Linked DNA regions of Homo sapiens: region 2 is linked to region 1. A link is a contact called in ENCODE Hi-C or POLR2A ChIA-PET data. All regions are on one chromosome and are shown on one strand. The core of a region is the stretch at or near the end of the contact, and the rest is flanking DNA. Distances in the headings are between cores, read along the strand shown. Region 1 has its middle 55 kb from the start of GAB1. Region 2 has its middle 170 kb from the start of MIR548G.

Region 1 (6,188 bases), core at 1,006-3,505:
TGTGAGCCACAGTGCCTGGCCACAAGGGTTTGTTTCCATCCAAATGTATTTCTGTAGTCTCCTGCTACAGTCCACATATACGCACTTAATACGAATCCAGGTGTATGTATACTTTTCCACAGGAACAGATGAATTAACATTCAAAACATGTTTTTTCTGAACTTTCTTACATTGCTCGAGGGAGAACCTTTTCAGGTTCACATTGTAATTTATACCTGGGAGTTGCTGTGTTCCCAGTTTCCTTCTTTTTTTTTTTTTTGAGATGGAGTCTCTCTCTGTCGCCTAGGCTGGAGTGCAGTGGCGCCATCTTGGCTCACTGCAACCTCTGCCTCTCGGGTTCAAGCAATTCTCCTGCCTCAGCCTCCTGAGTAGCTGGGATTACAGGCGCCCACCACCACCCTCGGCTAATTTTTGTACTTTTAGTAGAGACGGGGTTTTACCATGTTGGCCAGGCTGGTCTTGAACTCTGACCTCAGGTGATCCACCTGCCTTGGCCTCCCAAAGTGCTGGGATTACAGGCGTGAGCCACCGAGCCCGGCCAGTTTGCTGTTTTCATCAGAGCTGGTGGGACAAGAGTCTTTGGTTTTATTTCAGGGCCTAATATCTGTAACAGATCAAGACGTAATCATAATAATGTTTATGTGTGGCTTTGGTTAGATCACATAGATGAGCACCCAGGAAAAACTTTATTCAGAATAAATCTTCACATATAATTCTTCAAGGTAAAAGCATTTCTCTAACTCCATAATTTGTGAAAATAGCCTCCCAAGAGGTCTTCTAGTCTTAAAATCTTTATTTACCTTAACCCAGATGATTAGCTGGTCTTTCCATTTGAAAGAAATGCCTCTATATCTCCATTACTTATTCTGATGATACCAAACTAAATTTTAAAGAAAAGTGTGATTGATTCATGGGGCCAAGACAATGGTAAGTGAGGCACTCACCTTGGGTGCAAAATTTAAGGGGCACCAAAAACTCAGTAATAAAGGTAAATAATATTTTAATGGAACATTTTAAAAAATAAAATTATGCAAGAAAATCCATAATGAACAAAATTTCTAAATTTTACATAAAGACTGTCAGTAGCAGTGCTGGCCAAGCCATAGTGGAGTCTCAGGCAAGAGGAAAACTCAGTAATGCTGATCCAATAGATCTTAGACTGCATCATAACTATTTTTCCCTCAGAGGCTGGGCTTAAAATTATTACCATAATTAAGAATTTCGAGTTAGAAATTGATTTTGTTCTATTGCATTACTTCCTTCTATTCACTGTGTATTTCCTTTCCAGATTCTCTTCTTTGACTCTTCCATTTTCTCCTCTTTTTTCTGTTATCACTCATATTTCTTTTTGCTACTTTCTTTCTGCACATCAGCTTTGACCAATGTACTCTTCCTCAGATTTTATAAGGAAAACAATCAAAGAACTCTTTTATTTATAATAACTGAATGGTTTCCTATAAGTCTATACTAAGTCTTTTTTTCTTTCTTTTCTTTTTTTTTTTGAGACGGAGTTATGCTGTGTCACCCAGGCTGGAGCACAGTGGCGCGATCTCAGCTCACTGCAAGCTCCGCCTCCTGGGTTCATGCCATTCTCCTGCCTCAGCCTCCCAAGTAGCTGGGACTACAGGCGCCTGCCACCAAGCCCGGCTAATTTTTTTGTATTTTTTTAGTAGAGACAGGGTTTCACTGTGTTAGCCAGGGTGGTCTCGATCTCCTGACCTCATGATCCGCCTGTCTCGGCCTCCCAAAGTGCTGGGATTACAGGCGTGAGCCACCGCGCCCGGCCAAGTCTATACTAATTCTAAGGCTAGAATGCCTTTCGTTGATGTTGGTTTATGTCCTCTTGGCTTGAAGCCGATATGCTGATCTCTTTAACAATTCTCATGATTCCCTGAGCTATGATGGAAGTCTCCAATCTGGGAAAAATTGCTCCATGTGAAAGCTGATAAACCACAATAAGGTCTCGTGATTTCCTTTTAATCTGTCAGTGGCAAGTGCTCATGAATGTAGTGGGCCACTCCTCTGTGACTCCTGACAGTTACCAGCACATTCTTTAGAGAGGAGAGTTGGAAAATCAAATGTTTGAAGTAAGCACCATTGGGATCTGTAGGGCTATTAATGTGGTAGCATCTGGCATTTATAATCTGATCAAAAGCTCCCCTCCTCTTTCTTAATCTTTATCCCAGATGGGAGAATGGCTCAGTACCAAGAAAGTTTTCAGCTTTTCTTCCCAGGGAAAGCCAAGCCAGAAGCGCGGAAAGCCACAGGGAGGTGACCATGGGAAGAGGGGTCAGAGCCTGCTTATATTCCAGGCAATATCTGGAGCATCATGGGGACAAAACTTCTGAAAAACAATTTTTACATGCAAGCAATTATTTTTCACATCGATTAATCCAATCCTGTGATTCTATAGCAGATACTCAGGCAGAACCATGCTTTGAGAATTTCCGCTATTATCTGATATTTAAAAATGTGTTTGGCTCCCACATTGCTGGAGAGTGCATACATGGTATAGTTCCTTTAGTCCAGAAGTTGAAGCTCTAAACAGTAAAATAAACATGTCACATGTTTATTCACATACTGTCCAAACACACACCAACTGCACTTTGTGGTTGGTTTGAAATTTTGATTTCAGTTTCTGTGTTTATTTATTTTTCTCTTAAGAAACAATGTGAATATCCTGTACTGGGATAGGGTTGGAGCTGGGGGAGGCGGCTCTTTCCATATGATGGGAGAAACTGAAGTTAGTTTCTCCAGGCTTGGAAAGCTTCCTGCATTAAGTAGAATTAGCAATGAGCTTGAACAAGACAAAAAAGAGAATTTTCTAAGGAGATGAGAGGAAGCCATTTTCAGACAGATGAGAACTGTGGCTTTTTGACAGAGTCTCGCTCTGTTGTCCAGGCTGGAGTGCAGTGGTGTGATCTCAGCTCACTGCAACCTCTGCCTCCTGGTTTAATCAATTCTCTGCCTCAGCCTCCCAAGTAGCTGAGACTACAGGCATCTGCCACCACACCAGGTTAATTTTTGTATTTTTTGTAGAGATGGGGTTTCGCCATGTTGGCCAGGCTGGTCTCAAACTCCTGACCTCAAGGGATCTGTCCACCTTGGCCTCCCAAAGTGCTGGGAATACAGATGTGAGCCACCATGCCCAGCTGTGTGGCTTTCTGAGCTAAATCTAAGGTAAGTATAGAGCAGCGGTTCTCAAATTAGAGTGTGCATTGCAATCACCTGCAGGGCTTCTTAAAACACACGTGGCAGGGTCTACAATGAAGAAAAGCTGCAGCATTCATCAGATATATTAAATACACACATTTTAAGTGTTGGGTACAAGTTTCAAGAAGCAGTTATTTGTTAAGGAAGGAGGCAAATCTCCAGCAGGTAAGTAAACAAAGAAAAGCGAATTCTCTCTGAATTTTATTAATCACAGACTATGGTGTAAAGCAAGATGCACAGTAAACTGCAGAAGCTGTGGATTTTGGTTAGAAGACTTAATCTTGAATTCAGACATTGACATTTACTAGCTGTGTAATCCTGGAAAAGCTATTGCTGTCTGGGAACTCAGCTTCCTTTTTTGAAACATGAGGATATTATAGATCTTACAAGTCATTGTGAAATTAAGATATGTTACTTGCCTGGCATACAGAAGCCACTTTTCTATGGCATAACTTTTCCCAGGGTTCAATACCGTTACCTTTTCTTGTTTTCTCCTCTTTTATGTATGAATTAGTGTTTTTGAAAATATTCTGAATTTGAATTTTGTGTCTTTTGTGTCTTTATGCATTGAAATAGTTCTTCACATTTTATGTCTTGCCTTTTACTTTTTCATGATGGCTTTTGAGGAATTCTTAATTTTAATGTAACTGAATTTGCCAACTTTTTCTTTAAAATTGTCAATTAAAAATCTTTTGGCTGGGTGCAGTGGCTCACATCTATACTCCCTGTATCTTGGGAGGCCAAAGCAAGAGGATCACTTGAGCTCAGGAGTTCCAGACCAGCCCAGGCTACATAGTAAAACCTTGTCTCTACTAAAAATTTAAAAATTAGTCAGGTGTGGTGGCTCATGCCTGTAGTTCCAGCTACTTGGCAGGCTGAAGTGGGTGAGCTGCTTGAGCCCAGGAGTTTGAGGCTGCAGTGAGCTATGATTGTGCCTGCAGTGAGCTATGATTGAGCCACTGCACTCCAGCCTGGGCTACAGAGTGAGACCCTGTCTCAAAAACGAAACAAAAAAAAAAACAAAAATCTTTGTAAAAGTCTTCATTACCCTCCAGGTCACAGAGATATTCTCTTTTGTCATATTTTTAAAGCTTTATTTTTTTGCCTTTCACATTTAGATCTTTCCTCCACTTGGAACTGGTTCTGTAGTACGTTGAAGTGCGCAATTACTTTGCACTGAACTGCAATACCAACTCTATCATTTACCAAATGGCTATATGCGCATAGGGTTCCATTCTCTTCCATAACTCATTTGTCTGTTCCTGTGCCAAAACCACATTGTTAGTTATAATCTCTTTACAATAAACTTGATAACTGGTAGTTCAAGTTCCTACCTTCTTCTTTCTCAAGAGTGTCTCAAAGCTGGGCACAGTGGCTCACGCCTGTAATCCCAGCACTTTGGGAGGCCGAGGTGGTTGGATCATGAGGCCAGGAGTTCAAGACCAGCCTGGCCAAGATGGTGAAACCCCCATCTCTACTAAAAATACAAAAAATTTAGCCAGGCGTGGTGGTGGGCGCCTGTAATCCCAGCTACTCAGGAGGCTGAGGCAGAGAATTGCTTGAACCCAGGAAGTGGAGGTTGCAGTGAGCTGAGATAGCGCTACTGCATTCCAGCCTGGGTGACAGAGCGAGACTCCATCCAAAAAAAGAAAAAGAAAAAGAAAAAGAGTGTCTTGGCTCTTATTGACCTCTTGCACCTTCATTTACATCTTAGAAATGGATTGTCAAATTCCACAAAAACATTTTAGAATTGTTTGCATTATATTAAATCTTTGGATCATTTTGAGGAGAACTGACACTTTTTTCAATTTGTCATTCTAATTTTCACAACTCTGATCACTTTTAAAATCTTATCTGACTTTGGTCTTTTGCAATTTTACTATGAAATAGATAGTTGTGGATTTTTAAAAAATGTTTCCTGCTTGAAGTTTGTAAGTCGTCTTGAATCTGTGAGTTGCTGTATTTTAAGAATTTGAGAAAATCTTAACCATTCACTAATGATTAAGGTTTGCTGAAAATATTCATCAAATATTTTCTCTGCTAAGTTCCCTCCTGTGTCTCTTTTGGGACTGTAATTAGATATATATTAGTCTTTCTCATTCTAGTCTTCTTATTTCAAAACTTCTTTTCGCAATTATCCCTGTTTCCTTTTTTTTCTTTAAAGAGTCTCACTCTGCTGCCAAGGCTGGAGTGCAGTGATGTGATCTTAGCTCACTACAGCCTCTGCCTCCCGGGTTCAAGCGATTCTCCTGCCTCAGCCCCGCTGAGTAGCTGGGACTACAGGCTCCTGCCACTACACCCAGCTAATTTTTGTATTTTTAGTAGAGATGGGGTTTTGTCATATTATTGGCCAGGCTGGTCTTGAACTCCTGACCTCAAGTGATCTGCCTGCCTCGGCCTCCCAAAGTGCTGGGATTACAGGCATGAGCCACTGCATCTGGCCTCCTCTGTTTCTTTTTTAAATTGTAATTTATTTAAAGACTTTTAAAAAAAGTTTTAGGTTCAAGCAAATTTGAGGGGAAGGTACAGAGCCATTCCACATACCTCTATCCTCACGCATGCCTAGCCTCCCCTATTGTCAACATTCCCCTACAAGAGTGGCACATTTGTTACAATGTTTGTTGTGTCTTTCTTCAACCATGTTCATTCTACTAATCAGTTTATCAAAGGAAGTTACCTCTATTACTGAAAAAAAAAATTCTAGCATTTTCACTGGACTCTTTTTAAAAGTTTTCATTTCTCTGCTGAAATACCAGTGTGTTCAAGGAGGTCATCCATCTTTTCCTGTGTATCCTTTAACATTATTATTTGCAGTTATTTTGAAGTCCCTGACTCTGATACTTCCCATATCTGGGTCTTTTTTTTTTTTTTTTTTTTATATGGAGTCTCACTCTGTCACCCTTGCTGGAGTGCAATGGTGTAATCTCAGCTCACTGCAACATCCACCTCCCGGGTTCAAGCGATTCTCCTGCCTC
Region 2 (6,188 bases), core at 1,829-4,328, 3.9 Mb before region 1:
GCATTTGCTCTTTTTTTTTTTGGAATTTAATTTTGTTGCCCTGAAATATGTCTAGATGTTGGTATTTCTTTAGTAACATTACTTTGTGTATGGTAAATCCGTTTGTTCTGCACCTTCATATCTTTTTTAGTCCAGAAATAGATCTAATGGTTACGTCTTTATTACTTATTTTCTGTCTGCTCTAGACTCTTCTTTAAAAGTTAATAATCATTCTTGTTTGGGATCTTTGTTTTCTATTCTCTGTATCATTCATCTGTTATAATTTTCTGTTTTATTTCTTCTCTTCTAATATACATTTTAACGTCTCTAACATATTTTGTTTTCTTGGAGGAAAATTTTTTGTACTGCCCTTAACAGTTTATCTTTTATTTTACAGTATTGTTTCACTTCATCTTATATTTTATTTCATATTCTGTATTTTTGAAGGCAGAGAGTGTCTTTCTGACCAATATTTCTTTTTTTTTGTAATGTCTTTATCAATATTATTCTCTTCCTCTGTATCTTGCATGATATATTCTCCCTTTTTTATATAGAGGAATCTTTTTCTTTCTAATTATCCATGAATGAAGAACAGGCTATCCAAGCCCATTAGATGCATGGGAAGCTGTGACTTGCAGTCTCTAACTATCTTCCATCACGTATTCAATGTCTGTTAATATAACTTTAAATTACTTGCTCAGTTGTTGGACTGCCACGAAAGGGCATGGGAAGGGAGTTAAAGCCCTTGGGCAGTCCAAGCTGAGGATCATTTTTTTTTTCTGACTTTGTAGGAGCAGCTTCCTATATCTGTCTGTTAGGCCATTCCACATCAGCTATATTGTGTGTTTGTGCTGTGTCTCCTTTATGATGCAGCCATCTACATCCAGATATAAGCCCCCACCTCTCAAATCTTAGAGAATCCTTGCCCCTCTCCTGGCTCTTTTTGATGCCCCCATTTTATGAGCCAGTTGGGCCTTTCAGCACGATTGTTTTGAATGCTGCAGATTCCCATGGCAAACGGCCTTTCCAAGTGGTGTGCTCCTTCTGTCCTTAGACCCTTTCCTTTACCTCTAAATCAGAGGCTTTTGAAAGAATCTCTTCTATTGTTTCCAGGGTCTCCCTTATCTATTCATATGGTATGTTCTCAAGAAGCTCTTTGTTATTTTTCTATTGTTGCCAAAACAAGTTAGTACAAAGTTAGTGGCTTAAAGAAACAAATAGATTATCTTACAGTTCTGAAGTTCAGAAGTCTGACACATACACCTCACTAGGCTAAAATCAGGGCCTTGGCAGAGCTGCATTCCTTTCTGTAGGCTCTAGGTAGGATACTATTTTTTTTTTCTTTCTGCCTTTTCCAGCTTCCCCAGGCCTCCTGCAAGCCTTGGAGTGTGGTTCCTCCCACCATCTTCAAAGCCAGCAAAGGCGTCAAGTCCTTCTTGTATTGCCTCACCCTGACCTCCTCTTCTGCCTCTCTTCTACTTTTAAAGACCCTGTGATTCCACTGGGCCCACCTGGGTAATCCAGGATAATCTCTCTCTTTTAAGGTTACATGATTAGGAACCTTAATTCCATCTTAATTACTCTTTGTTATATGGTTTAGTGTATTCATGGTGTACTTTAGGGATTAGGACCTGGACATCGTTGGGGGGACCATTATTCTGCCTACCAAGGCCTCTGTATCTTTTTCAACTGTATTATACCTCCAAAATATCTGGTGACACTTCCTTAACATTTCCGGCATAATCTTGATACTCTTAACCTATTTTCCACGACTGATGCCACTTTTCGTGTACTTTATTTTCAATGGGAGAGTTACATGGGTGTACTCAGGCCACCAAATTTTCAGGAAAGTGCAGATACTATTTATTATAAAAGGAATTATGTGACTTTTTCAGGGAGTTTCCCCATGATTACATTTACATATTGATTATGAAATTTGTGGTTATTCAGGTTATATTTATTTTCCTGGATTTATGGCTTTCTGTTGCATTTTTGGGAATTTCTCTGCAAGTTTTGTTATCCAGGAACTCCCTTTCTCATGGACATTTTCAGCACAGGGTGGATAAGGAACTAAATTTAGCCACTTTTGGTTCTCATGTAAAAAATGGACTGGGGAATGGGTCAAAAACTTCTCCTCTCAAAATCAGTGTACTCAATGCAAATTTGTTATGTTTCTCTTATATTGAACATTAAGCTCTATTTATCAAACACTTCCCACATATGTTTTCCGTTAGCTTTAAACCCTGGTGAATTTTTGGAAGATACCCTAGCTTTTAATGGTCCCTTGAGGAAACTGCTGAAATTTTTCCAATTCATTTTATGTTGTGAAAACTAATTTTTATTCTACTTTAAATTGTGTCTTAAAAATGTCAAGGGTTTAAATTTCTATGAACAACTTCTTTGAATTTTGTCTCATAAATTAGGATTCCCATGGGCATATTATTTTCCTTAACATTTTAAAATTTTCAAGATTATATGACATTGTAATATTTACTTATTCTCCAGGGATGCAGTCTCCAAAGAAATTGGAAAGTTTTTTTTTGTTTGTTTGGTTGGTTGGTTGATTGTTGTTTGTTTTTACATTAAAAAAATTTTCCTAATTGGCTAGTAATACCTTAAATCCCAGCTGTATACTTCATATTTCAAAAAGGCTGAAGAATAAGCTGTCCCAAATGGCACTAAGATAATATCTATACGTAAAACAACATATGAGTCTCTTGTTTCTTTATTACCAATAAACTGCAAGATTAATTTCTTTGTTTCCCTCCAAACATCATTTTATTTGGAATGGAGTCATTGTAACATTTCTTTTATGCACTTAATGACCTAGATTTTTGTTGAACTCCGTAATCTAAACACCATTTAGATCTACTAATGGTGTAAGCCTTCTGTGCTGACAGAACACCCCATGTGCTAACTTTCAGCTTGGGTCCCCCGATATAAAGTCTGCTGGTAAAAGTTGCTGAGCACTGTCAGGCTTATCAACAGACTTCAGTGAGGAGTGTGGCATTTCAGTGATACTAAGCCAGGGCTGTGCTGTTCAGACATACCATTCATCACCTCCTTCACAGGGCCTGGACAGGCATTCCTGCTTCTAATCAGTACTTATATGGTGTTGGGAACAACGACAACAAAAAGATGTCCGCTGCACCAAAGTAGGACAGTCATTATATCTAGTGGTTGTTGAATTGGTCGTGTACTAATTGCTCTCATTGAGATATACTGCTCAAGAAAAATGAGGAATGAATAGCGGCCAGGACAGGCGTGAATGAGAAAGAGCTTCACAAATCCTTAGGTTTGGTGTTTCAGAGGAACCAATTGTTGAAGAGAAGGCCAGAAGCAAATAATGAAAATAGGCTCTGCAAGTATCTGCATTAATATACCAAATAAAATAAAGTTTATTTTTATTTGGATTATACAGAGCAATATTAATGCATTCTATATAGAAAATCAGACCACTGAACCAGAGGGCCCGCCTCTGTCCAAGACTGACTTGGTGTGATCAGACCTCACTGTGTTTTTAAACCTGCTGAGGTGTGGGAGGATATGGAGCCATGAATCTTTCCCTGCTTGGCACAAGATGAGTTGGTGGTGTCAGGTGTGGCAGTGGCATGATTCCTACTAGTGGTTGTTATAGCTGTCTTTGAAAAAGAGGTTCTCCTAAATATCCTACATTAGAAATTAACTAAATAAAGTATGGTTTGTAATTAGATTATGAAGAAGTCATTAAAATCACATTCTTTAAGAATATTTAACTACACAAAAGTATATACATATTTTAAAGGTAATATATACAGGTTCATCAAAAGAGTATATATAAATAATGCTACTACAGAATGGCATCCATTTAAAAAGCATGTTATAGAAGAATACTTAGTAATATGGGGAAATACATATATTGTTGAGTGAAATACTCAAGTTACACACAATATTTACTAAATGATTATAATTTTAACTACACAACAAAATACTCACTATTACAAAAAGGGGTAGGCAACAGGATGCAAAAATTATTAAAATGTGCCAAAATGTTTTCAGTATTTGTTTCTGGATGTTAGCATTATAGTAAATTTAAAATTTTATTTTTTATGTTTTTTTTTCTATTTCTTGGATATTCCACAATGACCATATGCTCTTATTATCACAGGGAAGATGTATTTTTAACAAAGAAATTTAAGGAAATATTTAAAGCAAATATGCCAGGCCTGGATCTATCAGTTCTAAATTTTGTTGAATAAGATTTAGAGCTATGTGGACAATATTTAATCTTGAGATTTGGGTTATATTGGACAGGTAAAATGTTAGTTGAATATATTTTTAATGGAATTTGATTCTCATGTTATTTCAGGGGTCTATTTTAAAGATAAATATGAAAGTAATAATTATTTTCAATATGTTAAATGTGTACAAAGATAAGCTTTAAATTTTATATTTTTCAGTGGGAAAAGAAAAAATTAAGCTAGTGCAATGCTATGGTCCCAACGTTGGTGGCCACTAAAATTCACATGTGAAAACTACTCCTTAATGAAAACATATTAAGAGGTGGGCATTCGTAAGGGTGATAAAAGAGGCTCGAGGGACCTGTTTACCCTTCCATCATGTGTGGACATGTAGAAGGCACTATCTATGAGAAACAGGGCTTCGCCAGACACAGAATCTGCTGGTGCCTTGATGTTGGACTTCCCAGCTCCCAGAACTGTAAGCAAAAAATTTCTGCTGTTTATAAATCACCCACATTTTATCTGGAATAAATGATAGTGGAAATTTGGTTATTCCACATCCATATCACCTTTTAAGTACTCAATAGATATTTTTCTTAATGAATAAATAAGTGTCTGTTTCAGTCAATCTATTGTAGAACAATTATTGCCAGTGACAAAAGTCATTGTTTGTTTGCCCTTTGGCTAAAACTAACAAATAGAGAGAAAGCTGAACTCAACAGTAAGCAATTTTGAGCTGTGAGCATGTTATGTGAAGTTATTCTATGTTCTATGATAACCATGAAAATATCATTTAGTGTTATTTCCAGGATATACAAAAATGTAGGAGGTAAGCTCTTTGAAATACAGCTCTTATTTTCTTTATGCTACAGAGAAAGGGGACAGTGGAAGGTAAGAATAATATCTTATTGTCGAATGACAGTAATCTACTAAACTAGTGAAGGCAAGAAGATACGATGCTATAAAACAAAGAATTGGGAATCAGATTTATTTGGTGTCTCCCTCTGCTTTGTGATTAATTTGTGTCTGTTGGTTGCTCTGTAGGCCTTAGTTTTTTCAAGTGTAAACTCAAACATTTGTTCTAAAATTAGTTCTAAAATTGTCAAATTGCAGAGGCCCAGGAAAGCTACAGAATCTGGCAATGGCAATAGTGAGGGGAGAAGCAGGGTACCTATGAGCCATTTTCACCCTTTCTGATCAGATTGCCACTTTGCTTATCTGTTTTTGGAAACTGGTTGTTTTATGGCTTCCAATGCAAAATAAATAAACACACTCCCTACTTATGAAGAATTGTTTTGGTGGGAGAGGCACGGAACGACTTGTTCAAATGAGTGGGGTTAATTTAAGCTTTATTTTCATATATATAATGATGTTTGATAATTATTTTTAAAGGCTTGCTGACACTACAGGATTGCAATTCATTGTTGTCAATGTGCTTTGTTCTGGAGGTGTGGTTTTACACTAGCTAGTTATTATTTCATGTGGTTAGTTCAGGGATGAGATGAAATCAGTCATCAAGTTGTAAGTAGTGAGTGTCCCTATAAAAGAATGGGATCTAATGGCTGAAAAAAAAAATAGTCCCTGATGGGAAACCAGAAAATGTGCATTCTGTTCTCATCACCCACTGGCTAAAGGAAGGGGGACAATATAATAGAATTTTCTGCATTTTGCTTTTCCTATCAGCAAAATGGAGGTAGCACATGTCAACCATCAGTCTCCACTGAGGTTTTCCTGGGAATCAACTAAAAAGGCTTTTCAAGTGCTCTCTGGGGTAGACACAGTTTGTATTTAAACGACTTTGACAACCATCTTGGAACAGCTTCACTTGGCATTCTAGTGAATGAGCTCAGATAATTTTTTCATTCAATTTATTATTTTATTGATACATAATAGCTGTACATCTTTTCAAGGTACATGTGATAATTTGTTTTTTGTTGTTGGTTTTTTTTGTTTGTTTGTTTTACTTTAAGTTCTAGGATACATGTGCAG

The links. Hi-C counts contacts between places; a loop is a spot of excess contacts on that map. ChIA-PET counts read pairs that join two places held with the same protein, here RNA polymerase II (POLR2A).
Region 2: a map of posterior vena cava shows a loop between it and region 1 (18-fold over the local background). The contact joins two enhancer-like sites. A Hi-C loop is called at or near these places in 1 of 168 maps with a recorded cell type or tissue (posterior vena cava). POLR2A ChIA-PET finds 5 or more read pairs at or near these places in 1 of 52 experiments (naive thymus-derived CD8-positive, alpha-beta T cell).

Annotation. Positions count from the first base shown.
Region 1 is chr4:143,278,403-143,284,590 of GRCh38, reverse strand. No RefSeq gene overlaps it. Among named protein-coding and RNA genes, the nearest start is that of GAB1, 55 kb to the left of the region's middle. Within about 2 kb of position 2,255, at least 3 of the 41 ENCODE cell types and tissues checked have a DNase peak (open chromatin) inside an H3K27ac peak, as active enhancers do.
Region 2 is chr4:147,170,846-147,177,033 of GRCh38, reverse strand. No RefSeq gene overlaps it. Among named protein-coding and RNA genes, the nearest start is that of MIR548G, 170 kb to the left of the region's middle. Within about 2 kb of position 3,078, at least 2 of the 41 ENCODE cell types and tissues checked have a DNase peak (open chromatin) inside an H3K27ac peak, as active enhancers do.